3 separate regions of the Homo sapiens genome follow, and all the other regions are linked to region 3. The links are chromatin contacts, found by Hi-C or POLR2A ChIA-PET in ENCODE. All regions are on one chromosome and are shown on one strand. The core of a region is the stretch at or near the end of the contact, and the rest is flanking DNA. Distances in the headings are between cores, read along the strand shown. Region 1 overlaps UCK2 (uridine-cytidine kinase 2). Region 2 has its middle 17 kb from the start of LRRC52-AS1. Region 3 overlaps TMCO1 (transmembrane and coiled-coil domains 1).

Region 1 (4,557 bases), core at 57-2,556, 170 kb after region 3:
TGCCAAACCATTTAGTGCCTTGGCTGTTTATCCCACTGCCTTGGAAGATGGACTCCTCTCATCTCTGAGCCTTTACCTAGCTGCTTCCTCATCTACCTGTGGTGTTGGGACCAAGCCTCCAATATCTCTGAATAGCCCACTCCTAGCTTGGAAACAGCTATAAGGGCTGCCCTGCCCCTTGTCAAATGATCACCAATTCTTGGTGGCTTGGCTGGGGACAATGAACAGTGTCTGCTGGGGTCTGTGACACACTGTTTCTGGAACAAGGAAGGGATGGAAGGCTCTACCCCTCCGTGGCAGCCCAGCATTTGGCCAACTCTGTATCTGAACTTGAGCTTTCTATGGAACAAACAATGGTCTTAGTTTTTTAAGAGCCTCTGGGTCTCTGATTCCATGGAGAGTCAGGAGTAGAATTAGTGGACCAGAAACCATGACATTTGCCATCTAGGTACTCTGCTGTTCAGGGTGGAGGCACAGATGAGCAGAGTGGGGTGATGTTGGTTGTATGTGCATAGAAGTCCCCTGGCTCCAGAGCCATCCAGTGGTGCTTGGTTCTCTCTTCCTGCCCAGGTATTGTGTGTGGACCAAGTGTTTAGGAAACAAGCATAGAAGCATTATGTCACAGGAAGGCCTGGCCTCTCACTCCTTCACACTAATGAGCCTTCTACTGACCCAAGTTTCTTTTTCTCGGGCAGCCTGGGACCACTATGAGCAGAGAGATGGGAGTCTGTGTAAGAAGGATGCAAGTATCCTTTGATTTGGAGTGGACAGAGCAGGTCCTTGCAAAGGCAGTGGGTTAAACAACGGGATGTCTGTGGGACAGGCCAGGGAAGGAGGGCAGAGACAGGGTCTCCAGTTCACCTTGCCGCAGAACTAGCCTAATCATCCCTGCTTCTGGTCTTGGCCACTTGGCAATCATGGGGAAGTTGACTCCCCGCCTCACTTGGGCTTGGAGCTGGATACTTGTGGCCACGCCCAGGATAGGTTGCCAGAGTTTCATTAGGCCGCTGGGTCGGGCTGGAGGCTTGTGTACACCTCGGAGCAGTCGGGCAGCAGGAGGGCCGGAAGCCTGGTTGGTTTGTATATGACCTCTCTTGCCCTTGTGCACTTTCCTTGATTTAGCAACCTTGACCTGCACTGGCCCTCACAGCTGTTGGAGGGAAGTAGCCTCTTGCAGGGAAATATTTTCCCCTGCCCTGGAATCTCCTATGTGCCTGTTAAAGATTCCAGGGCCAAGAACTCGGCAGGCTGAGGAGCAGCTAGGTAGGTGGGTTATGCGGTTCAGGACTGCTTCTGGAAGGGACTGCCTGTACTTCTGTACCACCGTTGCCCTTTACACTTTGCTCAGGGCGGGGTGGGGGAAGCATTCAAACAAAACAAGGAAGGGAACTGTCTGGCAAAGCATAAGTGGATGCATCCAGAGCTCAGTCCCCTTTAATCTTTTGTCTCTGGGCGTTCTGCTGCCTTCCTCATACCGGGGACTGGCATTCCAGGTCAGCTTGGCTGTGGTCTTAGAGGCAGGGAGTGCCTACCCAGTCCTGCCTCAGGAGCAGGGTGAGTAGCTAAATACAGACTTAGGCTTTTTTTTCCCCCCTTTTAAGATGCTTGCTCCTCTCCCTTTTCTTTTTACCACCCTACCTTTATTGTTAGTGGTTACAAAGTGACCACATATTATGTACTTTGCTGTAAATAAAGACAGACAAAAAGGCTCTCGCCTTCTGTGTGATGCTTGGCCCAGAGCAGCGACCGAATCCTGGCTGTGTGGCCCAAGTGGCTCAGGAAGGGCCATGCTGTGCATGTGTGGTGTAGATGTCACTGGGCCTGCTGTCACGAAGCCTCATGATCCTGGGGTGTATGTGGGGCAGACCCCAGGCCTCACCTGGGCTCAGATACTGGTTCAGGTTAGTGGACTTGCAGTTCTTGTCAAGTGGGAAGCCCGGGCCAGGGTTTCTGGGAGCCTTTGGTTCTTAGGACAACCTGGCGCTATGTTCCCCTGATTCCATCCAGTTTACCTGGCCTCTGCCCCATTGCCTTCCTTAGGCTGGTGACCCAGCCCCTTCCTTGCTCAAACAAACCCTTTTAAAGTAAACTTTTTTGAGGGAGATGGGTGGAAGATGAGGAAAGTTTACATTATAACAACACAAACAGTTCCATGTTGTCCACACGCAGTGAATGGATGTATGTGTGTGTCTATCCCTGTTTTTCAAAGACCTAGGCTACCCACCAAAGATAGATGATTGGCTTTTGTCAGGGTGTGGTGGCTCATGCCTATAATCCCAGCACTTTGAGAGGCCAGGGCAGGAGGACTGCTTGAGGCCAGGAGTTTGAGACCAGCCTGGGCAAGAGGGTGAAACCCCATCTCTACTAAACAAAAATTAGCTAGGTGTGGTGGCACATGCCTGTAATCCTAGCTACTCGGGAAGCTGAAGCACGAGAATCACTTGAACGCAGGAGGCAGAAATTGCAGTGAGCTGAGATCACACCGCTGCACACCACTGCAACAGAGCAAGACTGTCTCAAAAAAAAAAAGGAAAAAAATACGGCTTCTCTGTTGTTTGTGGTGCCCTATCCCCTATCAGCTTGCCACCTTTCTTAGCTTCTCATTCAACTCTTCTACCACTGCCTACCAGGCACCCAATGACTGTCATTGATGAGCAGAGCCATTTTCTTTCTAGCCACTCACTCCACTCTGACAGGTGCAACCCCATCTGTGAATTTAGCAGGTTTTTAACAGGATCTGCCCTCAAAAGGTGGCTATTTTAAACAACACGCAGGTGCCCCTGCAAGAGCTAATGTAAGCATTGTCAACTTCTGGCAGGTGAAGACATTGTGTGTCACAGTGAGTGGCTTGCCTGGTGTCACACAGGCAGTGGTCGTGCAAGCCGGTGCTTAGCTGTGGTTCAGTTTCCCTCTGCACTGCTCGCAGTCTCACCTGTCCCAAGCCGACCACCTCTGGACTTTGATGCTTTGCTTGGGATGCCAGTTGGTTCTCACAGTGTGTTTCTGCACCTTTGTTGTAGTTAGAGGGGACCGTGGTACAGGCCAGTAATGCCCCAGAGTTGATTTTTTATTTTTGTCTCCCCACCCTTGTGTCACAACATCCTCTGAGCCATCCTCCAGCTCCACAGCTAGGAGGAGACGCCTGTTTGACTAGTGCTGCTTTAATCAAACCCTAATTGGGGCAGATTAAAAGAAACTTGTTAGGACCTGCTGAAAGGTTTTAAATAAGGGGTGGAGAAGGAGACTTGGGATGTGGGAAAGTGCTTTGAGAGGATGGAACCAGAGATGGATTTCTGTTATTTGGTGCTGGGGGGATGTTTAGATTTCTTTCTTTTTTTTTTTTTTTTTGAGACAGAGTCTTGCTTTGTTGCCCAGGCTGGAGTGCAGTGGCGCGATCTCGGCTCACTGCAAACTCTGTCTCCCAGGCTCACGCCATTCTCCTGCCTCAGCCTCCCAAGTAGCTGGGACTACAAGCGCCCACCACGACTCCTGGCTAATTTTTTTTTTTTGTATTTTTAGTAGAGACGGGGTTTCACCATGTTAGCCAGGATGGTCTCAATCTCCTGACCTCGTGATCCACCTGCCTCGGCCTCCCAAAGTGCTGGGATTACAGGCGTGAGCCACTGCGCCCAGCCTTTAGATTTCTATTTTAAAGCAGACTGTAATCAGATCACTTCCTAAACCCAGAATGAAGTAAAGCTACTTGCTAGATTTTGGATTGTGTGTGTGTGTGTGTGTGTGTGTGCGCGTGTGTATACACACACACACACACACACACACATATGCTTATAATTTTTTCATGAACTAAAATAACAAAATACCAAGTAAAAAAATGTGAGTTAGGACTAAACCAAGATATATGTTCTCAATTAAATGAATGGAGGTGAGGGGCAGGAGAATATGAAGTTGTGCCTTATACACACTCCCTTTTCATACAGTCAAATCCACGCTTAGCATTGCCTTTTCATATTAGGGTGTGTTTGGTCTAGATCCAATGGTGCCTATGGACTAGATCCAATGGTGCCTATGACATGGTGCCCAGAATGAAAACAGTGCAGGGTTTAATGCAGTGTTCACTGAATTCTGACTGTTCTGGTCCAGGGAAAGCCACCATGGCCTCTGCCTAAATAGCTCACATGTGATGGTGGAATTCTATGCTGAAAAGCCCAGGAGTTTTTCACCCAAGATAATTGTAGTTGTGGATGTTCTCAAGATTTCTCTTTATAATGGCATGTGCTTTCTCTTCTGTTTCTGAAATTTCCAGTTTGCATTGTAATGTTCATATTCACCTTTTCCAGCTCTCGTTACACTTTTCATTTTATCCTTAAAACAGTCCTGCGAAATATATAAGGAATGTGGTCATGCTCCAGTTTTACTGAGAAGGAAACTTGATTTAAACCCAAAGCAACTGCTGCGAAGTAGGACAGGCTGTATAGTCAGGTTGTCTGATGTGTGCCTGCCATCTAATGGTGGGATTCAGATTGCAACAGGAAGGTTGTTTTGGTTGCTGAACTTGGCATATGCTTGGCTACCATGGTTTATGAGAGTTGTTGGAAT
Region 2 (4,649 bases), core at 367-2,866, 140 kb before region 3:
CCACGCCCAGCTAATTTTTGTATTTTTTGGTAGAGATGGGGTTTCACCTGAAGTAAGAACTTCAGTAATAAATTTGGCAATGCCTAAAATAATAGTAATACACTTCATGTTTGTTTATTGTTTATATTTCAAAGTAGCTTTAAATGAAATGACTCTATTAAGCCATTTCTCCAAATCCTTTGTGTGAAAATGAGACAAAGATGGAAGAAAGAGAGAGAAAGAAAGAAGGAAAGATGGACTAATTTTAATTATCGAAATTTAGACACCCAAATGAGCATTGTCTTTCAAAGGACTCCCTATAGCTACATATCTAATTCCAAGTGACGCTGCCACACTGATCAGAACGTTCATGGAATTCCTCTTTGGAATCACTTTCCAAGTTACATAAGAAAACCAGTACATTCTTTAACAGTCATATTTTTTTCTTTTTCTTTTTAAATTCCAAAACGGGGTGTCTAGCTAGATCAGTTGGTAGAGCATAAGACTCTTAATCTCAGGGTCATGGGTTTGAGCCCTACGTTGGGCGCTGTGTTTCCCAGCATTTTGGGAGGCCGAGATGGGCAGATCACTTGAACTCAGGAATTCGAGACCAGCCTGGCCAACATGGCAAAACCCCGTCTCCACAAAAAAATACTAATATGAGCCAGGTGTGGTGGCGCATGCCTGTAGTCCCAGCTACTTGGGAGGCTGAGGTGGGAGGATCACTTGAGCCTAGGAGGTGGAGGCTGCAGTGAGCTGAGAGCGCCACTGCACTCCGGCCTGGGTGACAGAGTGAGACCTTGTCTCAAAAAAAGAAAGAAAGAAAGAAAAGAAAAGAAAATGGCACCAACCAGCTTATTGATCTACTTAGTTCCAGATGCTTTTTGACTATTTGCTAAAATGTGTACATACATGCATACATAAAAATAAAATAAAAACGACTCGGGAAAGGAAAATATTTTTACACTGAGGATACCCAAGAATGCCGGGTACATTCTCCCACTTTCCCTTTTTGTCTGCTTATTACCCACTTCCTCCAGCAGTACCCTCCACCTTCTGACAGAAAACCAGGTCTCTTCTCTGTAAACCAAGGTGGTTCGAAATGAGATGGTGGGAATGTCCCTTACAACGGCCAGCCCCAATCCCACCGGGAGTAACTTCGACATATTCCTTTACTCTTTCTGCTTCTTTTAACATATCTGAAAATGGAAAGTAGGTAAACTGCACCTACTTCCTCAGAAGGTGGAAGGGATTCGTGGTGTAATCTCTCTACGTGGGCGGAAACACACTGTAAGCACCCAAATAACAAAATGTAAATGTCTAGCAAGTATATAAAAAAACATCAGGAAAGGTTTTTTGTTTGTTTTTGTTTTGTTTTGTTTTTGTTTTTGTTTTTCATATAAAAGGCCAAAAGTAGGGAAGTGACAGAAAGGCTGATTGCCGACCTTTTCAGAGCTTACTTATTTTAAACAATTACACTGACTCATAAAATAAAAGTATTTCTTGTGCCCCGGTCAAAAGCAAGTGGATTTTTACTTTAAGGGTGAATAATAAGAATGCTTTGGGGATGACGAATAAAAGGGCTTCCCCCGGCTAGCCGAGGCGGAGCCATCGGGGATATACCATCTCTCCTCGTCGATCTGGAAGGCTTTCTGAAGGAACTGGGGTTTGTGTCCCTGGCACGCCCGGGACCTGCGTGGGGCTCAGCGCGCTGCCAGGCGACCTCAGCAGCCCAGAGCTTCAACGGTTGCTGTGGCAACAGGCCGCCCAGAGCAGCAGTCAAAGTCCCTGCGTGAGCGACTGCACTTCCCAAGCGCGGAGAGTCTGCCCAATGAGTTCCGCCCTCTCTAGCGCGCTTTCTGTGATCCACCAATCAGGCTCTGCCACGCCCGAGCTGAGTGGTCAGCTTGCCTGGGAGGGCGGGGTTAGGGTGCAGAAACAGGACGGAGAAGGGGGCTGTATTTCCCCTGGCGTGTGAAATGGATGTTAGTGACTAAAGCTCAATTTTCCAGTTAAGGGAGGAGCCGAGACTTTTAAGTCGAGTGTTCCTGTGGGGCCAAAAGGATGGTTTCAGAGAAATCCCAGGAAGTGAGAGTGCTGGGATATGCGAGGGGCCCACGGAGCCCTCCCCTGCGTGTCTGAGATCACACCCTGCGGGTACCCTGCCGTCGTGTGCTGAAGGAGGTGACTGGATCTCGACTCCAGAGTTTGCTCCTGAGATCGAAAAACAAAACAACCCAATAATAGTAATGACAGCCCTGGGTGGGGACAGTTGCAGCAGGTCTCATGAGAAACTCACTAATTTTGTAGGTTCAGGGAAGGCGTGGGCATGTTGGTGAAGTAAGGTTCTGAGTGGAAGAAGAAAATGCTGCTTCTGGGGAAGAGAATACCGTCAGAAGGAAGGAAAGAAAGGAGGGAGTGGGAGGGGAGGGGAAATCAAGGGAGAGGAGAAGAGGGGAGGAGGGAAGGTGAGGTGAGGTGATTGGTATTCTGCCAATCCCATTCTGCACACTAGTGAGACCTAGCAAGGACTAGAGTTTCAGGGGGAAAATACGAGAATAATGAAAGATAACAGAGAGGAAAGAAAAAAGAAATAATTGAAAAGTTTGAAAGAAGAAAGACAACAGCTGAACCAATGGAGGTGAAAATAGAAGGAAATGAAAATTCTGCAAGCTTTTGTTTCATGGATAAAAGGACTGTATTTTCTGGTCCATTATCAGGATACAAGATGGAAAAAAAAGCTATTGAACTTGTGGAGAAAGTGGCTGGTTTAAATTAGTCCTGTCCCTGAAAATCCAAGCTGCGTGTTTGTCAGTCTTATGGCTGATTTAACTCATAGGCCCAGGAGAGAAAGGATAGAAGGAAGCCTGAATGACCAGCAAAGAATCTGCATCCAATCAACACTCAGAGCATGTATGCTACATTCTTCAGAAACCTTCAGGAGTCATAGACTGTGGTCAGTTCTTCGTCAGAATTATTTTAGATTTACTTCAGTTGTTTTTTCATCAAATGCACATAAAACATGGAATTGTTCTTAGCTGTGCAGACCTTGTCTATTTTCTGAAAGGAAAAACAATGTTAATTTTTAAAGCCCTACATACATTACATCTTTGTACTTTTCAAATCATTGTGTCACCCCCTTCCCTTCTCTTTTGAAGGTGCCTGGCTGAATCTCTCCTATTCTCACAATGGCTTTGCCTCCATTCTGCTGAAGTCGCTTCCCATTGCTCACATTATTATACTGTTTTTACTTCACTTCCAAGCTTGTTTCTGACTACACAAAGGGTGCTGTAATTCTGAGTTCCCTATATATAGAGTTGCTTTTCCAGGAACATTATTAATAAAAGGAAAGGTCTTCCTTTTCCATTATGGAGATATACCCATGTTACGTTGTGCTTTGATGATCTGGGCTCTGACTTATAAAACCAGTGTTACTATAATTTTCACATCTTTGAGCAGCTCTGCCCAGTCAGTTCCCCATAGGTCCCTCGGGAGTTTTTCTTGTTTTATTTTTGAATCTTAGCTGGAATCTATCTTCATTAGGAGTCTAGCGTCTTGTTCTCCGTAGAGCTCTGAAATGGTATAACAGAGAAAGGGGTACTAGAAACAGCAGGCTGACTCTCTTTAATTTTCTTTTTCTTTTTTTTTTTTTTTTTTTGAGACGGAGTCTCGCTGGTCGCCCAGGCTGGAATGCAGTGGCGCAATCTCGGCTCACTGCAAGCTCCGCCTCCCAGGTTCACGCCATTCTCCTGCCTCGCCCTCCCGAGTAGCTGGGACTACAGGCGCCCGCCACCACGCCCGGCTAACTTTTTGTATTTTTAGTAGAGACGGGGTTTCACCGTGTTAGCCAGGATGGTCTCGATCTCCAGACCTCATGATCCGCCCGCCTCGGCCTCTCAAAGTGCTGGGATTACAGGCGTGAGCCACCGCGACCGGCCGACTCTCTTTAATTTTCTAACAACTCAAATAGAAAGTTTTTTGGCTTCTGCTGTTTCCTGACTCTTCCTTTCCTCTTTTCATATAGCTGGTCTACCTTACTGATGTTTCAAGTCACTCTAGCTGCTAGAATTTAGGTGAATTATATTTCAGGCTTTCAAGCCATTTAAGGGGACAAGGAAGATTGTTAACGTCTGGACCTCAGATCCACTGGCCTTAAGAGCTCAGTATCACTCCCCACGATGTTGGCAGATTGGTGTATGTTGTTCTCTGATGTTACCTTGTAGCCATCTAAATGGCTCTCTGCATGCTAAACCTTGGGGAGGAAAGGCTCAAATAGGGTTCACCTTCCCTAACTCCTACTCTTCCATCATTTTTTAAACTATCACAATATCCTGGACATTCTTATTCATTGCTGAATCAGTATAGTTTGAGTGTTTGGAAAAGAGGCGGTGAGAGGAGAACAAAGATGAGTGGAAAAAGCTGAAGTGAAAGCCTTTTCTCAAAAGCTCCTAGTCAGGAGAAGTGACACTGTAGGGCAGACAACTCTAGAAATAGTAGGATACACAGAGGAAGGGCCAGAGTTCAGACGTATGTGAACTCGATGTTGTAAATAGAACATGGGTATAAGGAAGACAGAACACTCTAGTGGTTGCTGGCACAAACTCCTGGGTTCTGATTTCCACTGTGGTGATTACTATGTGGTGACCCTAGACAAGTTACTCAACCTCAGC
Region 3 (4,433 bases), core at 330-2,829:
ATGACTAATATATAAGCAACTGGTGTTCCAGAAGAAGAAGAGAGAGAGAATGAGGCAGAAAACAGTTAAAGAAATAATGATTGAAATTTCCCTACATTTAATGAAAACCATAAGTCCTAGCAGGAAAAACTTTAAATAAAAATACTCTAGGCACATCACAGTCAAATTTCTGAGAACCAATCTCAAAGAGAAAATCTGAAAGTAGCTAGAGAAAAGTGACATTACTTACGAGGACACAAAGACATGAAGAACTTTTCAGAAACAATGGAGGCCAGAAAACAGTGGAAAGGCATTTAAAATGCTTAAAGGTTAAAACGAACAAAAAAGCCAAACCAGAATTCTATGTCCAATGAAAATATCCTTCAAGAATGAAGATAAAATAAAGATATTTTCAGATAAATGAAGATTAAGAGAATTTGTCACCAGCAGACTTGCACTATAAGAAGCACAAGAAAGAAAAATGAAATTCCTTAATGCTATACCATGAGGTGAAGATTCAGGCAATCCTTCTCAGTGACAAGCTTCACTTCCTGTTACAGCCCACCAACAGCTCTAGATTCAGTAGTCCCTATATCCATTACAAACGTTCATGCCTCCATGTTTCCTATGCCAAGAACACTTAAGATTGGAAAGCTGCCAGGCGTTCAGCACTTTGGGAGGCCACAGCAGGCAGATCACTTAAGGCCAGGAGTTTGAGACAAGCCTGGCCGACATGGTGAAACCCTGTCTCTACTAAAAATACAAAAATTAGCTGGGTGTGGTGGCATGCACCTGTAATCCCAGCTACTCAGGAAACTGAGATGGGAGAATTGCTTGAACCTGGGAGGTGAAGGTTGCAGTGAGCTGTGATTGCGTCACTGCACTCTAGCCGGAGCAACAGAACGAGACTCTGTCTCCAAAACAAACAAACAACAACAAAACAACCGAAAAACCAGGCCTATTTCTTTGCCAATGGCATTCATGGGAAAATCACGGTACAGTCTACAATTTGAGTTTCTGAAATCCTCATATTCTGACTATTCATTTCGCAGGCAACCATAGAGTCAATTCTTATGTAACCTAAGATCTTAAAAAGCAAATAAAACAACAACATGTAACCTAAGATCTTAAAAAGCAAATAAAACATGTGGAAATAGCAGGCTAATAAGGATTTTAGTTCAAAGGAAGAAGCATATATTCCATGATAACACTTCAAATGCTGTTAAGGCATTTCAGACTGGATATATTAATATGTTCATAATTCTCTTGTGCATAAGCTAACAGTGAGTAATAGGTAGAGAAACAATTTATAATTAATAAAACAAAAAGTATAAAGGTAGGTGACTTCTGTGATTTTTCCAAGCTTTAAGTATTTCAGACTATTTTTGTTTTTAGAATTTAAGTAATAAAATTATCTGCAAGATGACTATCACTGAGGATGCTGCAATAAGTAGTTAGAATTCAGCTGGGATCTTGGGGAAGACAACTATATACCAAAAGAACAGATCCTTCAAATACAACAGTTTTACATTAGCTATGCAATACTATAGTCCTTATAGACTTTTTTTCTCATGCGTGTCATGCAGAGAGAAGGCACTCTCTATGAACCAGGCAGGAAACAGGCCCTCACTAGACACTGAATTTGCATACACCTGGACAAGTGGAAATAAAAAGTGTTAGTATATATCCTCCTTAACTGAAAACAAACATATGAAAATTTTTTGTGTTTTTTGCTGCCCACCTCCCCCTCTTTTTTGTATTCAGCAAGCATGTTTCAGTAGGCTGTACCAGTCTAGGATCTGCAGATTTTCTTATTTTAACTTAATAGCATATACCGTACACTTCAGTTCTCCACAAAGCCTAAAATATTTGCTATCTAGACCTTTACAGAAACAGTTTGCCGATCCGCACTGAAAATGAGCTTTGCATTCCTGATAAAATAACTGACACACAACTCATCACATTTTTAGAAATAATTAAAAGGAGTGTAAAGACCAGCTTGAGTTGAACTTCCTAAATAATTTTTTTTTGAGACAGGGTCTGGCTCTGTTGCCCAGGCTGGAGTGCAGTGATGCAATCTCGGCTCACTGCAACCTCCACCTCCCGGGCTCAAGCAATCTTCCCACCTCAGACTCCCAAGTAGCTGGGAGTAGAGGCATGCACCACTATACCCAGTTAAATTTTTGCATTTTTTGTAGAGATGGGGTCTCACCATGTTTCCCAGGCTGGTCTTGAACTCCTGGGCTCAAGCTACCTGCTCGCCTTGGCCTCCCAAAGTGCTGGGATTACAGGTGTGAGCCACTGTGCCTGGCTCTAAATGATAATTCTTAACAACATTTATTTCATTTTGAAAACTCTACAGTTTTAGATGGTGACTTTTTGGTGCATCTAAGATTACTATTGATCCATCACAAGTAAAGTAACAAAATCTGCCTGAAATTAAAACAGAATGGGGCCGGGCACAGTGGCTCACGCCTGTAATCCCAGAAATTTGGGAGGCCCAGGTGGGTGGATCACCTGAGGTCAGGAATTCGAGACCAGCCTGGCCAACATGGCGAAACCCTGTCTCTACTAAAAATATAAAGGGTTAGCCAGGCATGGTGGTGGGTGCCTATAATCCCAGCTTCTTGGGAGGCTGAGGCAGGAGAATCACTTGAACCAGGGAGGCGGAGGTTGCAGTGAGCCGAGATCGAGCTATTGCACTCCAGCCTGGGTGATGGAGTGAGATTCTGTCTCAAAATAATAACAACAACAACAACAACAAACTCAGAATTGCTCTTTGTTGCTTAAAGTGAAATATATACATCGTGTGTTTTTATGTTTTACTTATTTATTTATTTTTTTGAGACAGAGTCTTGCTCTGTTGCCCAGGCTGGAGTGCAGTGGCGTGATCTTGGCTCCCTGCAATCTCCGCCTCCAGGTTCACACCATTCTCCTGCCTCAGTCGCCCGAGTAGCTGGGACTACGGGTGACCACCACCACGCCCAGCTAATTTTCTTTGTATTTTTTTTAGTAGAGATGGAGTTTCACTGTGTTAGCCAGGATGGTCTCGATCTCCTGACCTCATGATCCGCCCGCCTCGACCTCCCAAAGTGCTGGGATTACAGGCGTGAGCCACCGCGCCTGGCCCATCATATTGTGTTTTATTAAGATGTCAACCCAAGCCACAATTTTAAAATTTCAGACTTAACAAATTAAAGACCAATATTCCACAGAGATCAAAGGATCTGTGCTAAACCAAAAGAGATCTGTGTTGTCATTACCTTAGCTTTCACAATAAACTCCTGCTATGGTTTGAATGTGTCCCCGAAAAGTTCATGTGGTGGAAATGTAATCCCTCTGCCCTCATGAATAGATTAATGTCATTATCACTGGAGTGGGTTCCTTATCACGAGTGGCTTTGCTATAAAAGTGAGTTCTCTCTGGTTCTCGCTCTTGCCTTCTCACCATGTGATGTCCTCCACCATCTTATGATGTAGCAGGAAGGCCCTCAGTAGATGCCAGCACCATGCTCTTGGCCTTCCTGCAGAACTGTGAGCTAAATTGTCTTTATAAATTAGCCAGGCTGTGGTATACTGTTACAGCAACAGAAAATGGGCTAGGGCAGCTCTATTACAGAGACCATTTCAAAAATTTAAGTATATACCTCAGCTAAGCAAGAGTACAACTTATTGGTGGACATAATCATTTAGCTATTCAACAAACACCTCAAACTCAGCGTGTCTTCTAACCAACATACTCTTCTTTCTTCTATTCCCAGTCTCTTAGTGAAACTAGTCCCCATTTGGTCACCAAAATAAAAAACCTGAAAGTCCTCTTAGTTTTTCCTTTCTCCTTCACATTAAATCAATAACTAAGTTCAGCTGGTTTCCCCTTCTATTTATTTCTCAATCTTTTCCCATTCTTTTCATCCCTCTTTTCACTGTTATAGTTTATAACATAATGATTTTTTGCTACACTATTATAATAGTCTTTTGATATTTCTGTATTTTAGTCATGCTCCTCTTATAGCTAACCTTCACAATGCAGTAAGTGCCAGAAAATATGTGCCAGAAAAGGAAGCCTTAAAACTTGATTGTGTTTAAAAGGAAGAAGAGGGAGGCATTCAGAAATAAGGAAAAACAGAAGCAAAAAGTACATCTGAGTGAGTGTAACATGAAAACTATTAAGCAAGCCAGAATGGGCAAAGTGCTGTATTTGTGGGGATGTGATGGGATATGAATTGGGAAAAAATATTAAGCAATACAATGACAAAGATCTTGGTGAGCCATGAACTATAATTTGATTTCCCATTGATTCTCACATTCCAGGGTGATAATGGTTTGAATCTGTGTCCCCATCCAAATCTCATGTCAAATTGTGTGGTTTAGCACCATCCCCCTTGGTACTGTTCTTGTGATAGTGAGTGAGTTCTCACGAGATCTGGTTGTTTAAAAGTGTGTAATACCTCCCAC

The links. A loop is a pair of places that touch in the nucleus more often than their neighbours do. ChIA-PET counts read pairs that join two places held with the same protein, here RNA polymerase II (POLR2A). Pooled maps may share reads with other maps.
Region 1: a map of kidney shows a loop between it and region 3 (3-fold over the local background). The contact joins two enhancer-like sites. A Hi-C loop is called at or near these places in 10 of 168 maps with a recorded cell type or tissue (GM13976, HAP-1, HL-60/S4 and 7 more) and 3 of 50 pooled maps. POLR2A ChIA-PET finds 5 or more read pairs at or near these places in 7 of 52 experiments (A673, H1, IMR-90 and 3 more).
Region 2: a loop to region 3 is called in a map of gastrocnemius medialis, with 11 times the contacts of the local background. The contact joins two enhancer-like sites. A Hi-C loop is called at or near these places in 1 of 168 maps with a recorded cell type or tissue (gastrocnemius medialis) and 2 of 50 pooled maps. POLR2A ChIA-PET finds 5 or more read pairs at or near these places in 3 of 52 experiments (A549, CD4-positive, alpha-beta memory T cell and CD8-positive, alpha-beta memory T cell).

What each region holds. Positions count from the first base shown.
Region 1 is chr1:165,909,910-165,914,466 of GRCh38, forward strand. UCK2 (uridine-cytidine kinase 2) reads left to right here. Exons shown (of 7, transcript NM_012474.5): 7 at 1-1,709. Among named protein-coding and RNA genes, the nearest start is that of MIR3658, 4.3 kb to the left of the region's middle. RefSeq lists a silencer at 2,003-2,297. Within about 2 kb of position 1,307, at least 3 of the 41 ENCODE cell types and tissues checked have a DNase peak (open chromatin) inside an H3K27ac peak, as active enhancers do.
Region 2 is chr1:165,596,460-165,601,108 of GRCh38, forward strand. It overlaps the pseudogene TRK-CTT13-1. Among named protein-coding and RNA genes, the nearest start is that of LRRC52-AS1, 17 kb to the left of the region's middle. Within about 2 kb of position 1,617, at least 30 of the 41 ENCODE cell types and tissues checked have a DNase peak (open chromatin) inside an H3K27ac peak, as active enhancers do.
Region 3 is chr1:165,737,397-165,741,829 of GRCh38, forward strand. All of the region lies in intron 6 of TMCO1 (transmembrane and coiled-coil domains 1), which reads right to left. Among named protein-coding and RNA genes, the nearest start is that of TMCO1, 29 kb to the right of the region's middle. Within about 2 kb of position 1,580, at least 3 of the 41 ENCODE cell types and tissues checked have a DNase peak (open chromatin) inside an H3K27ac peak, as active enhancers do.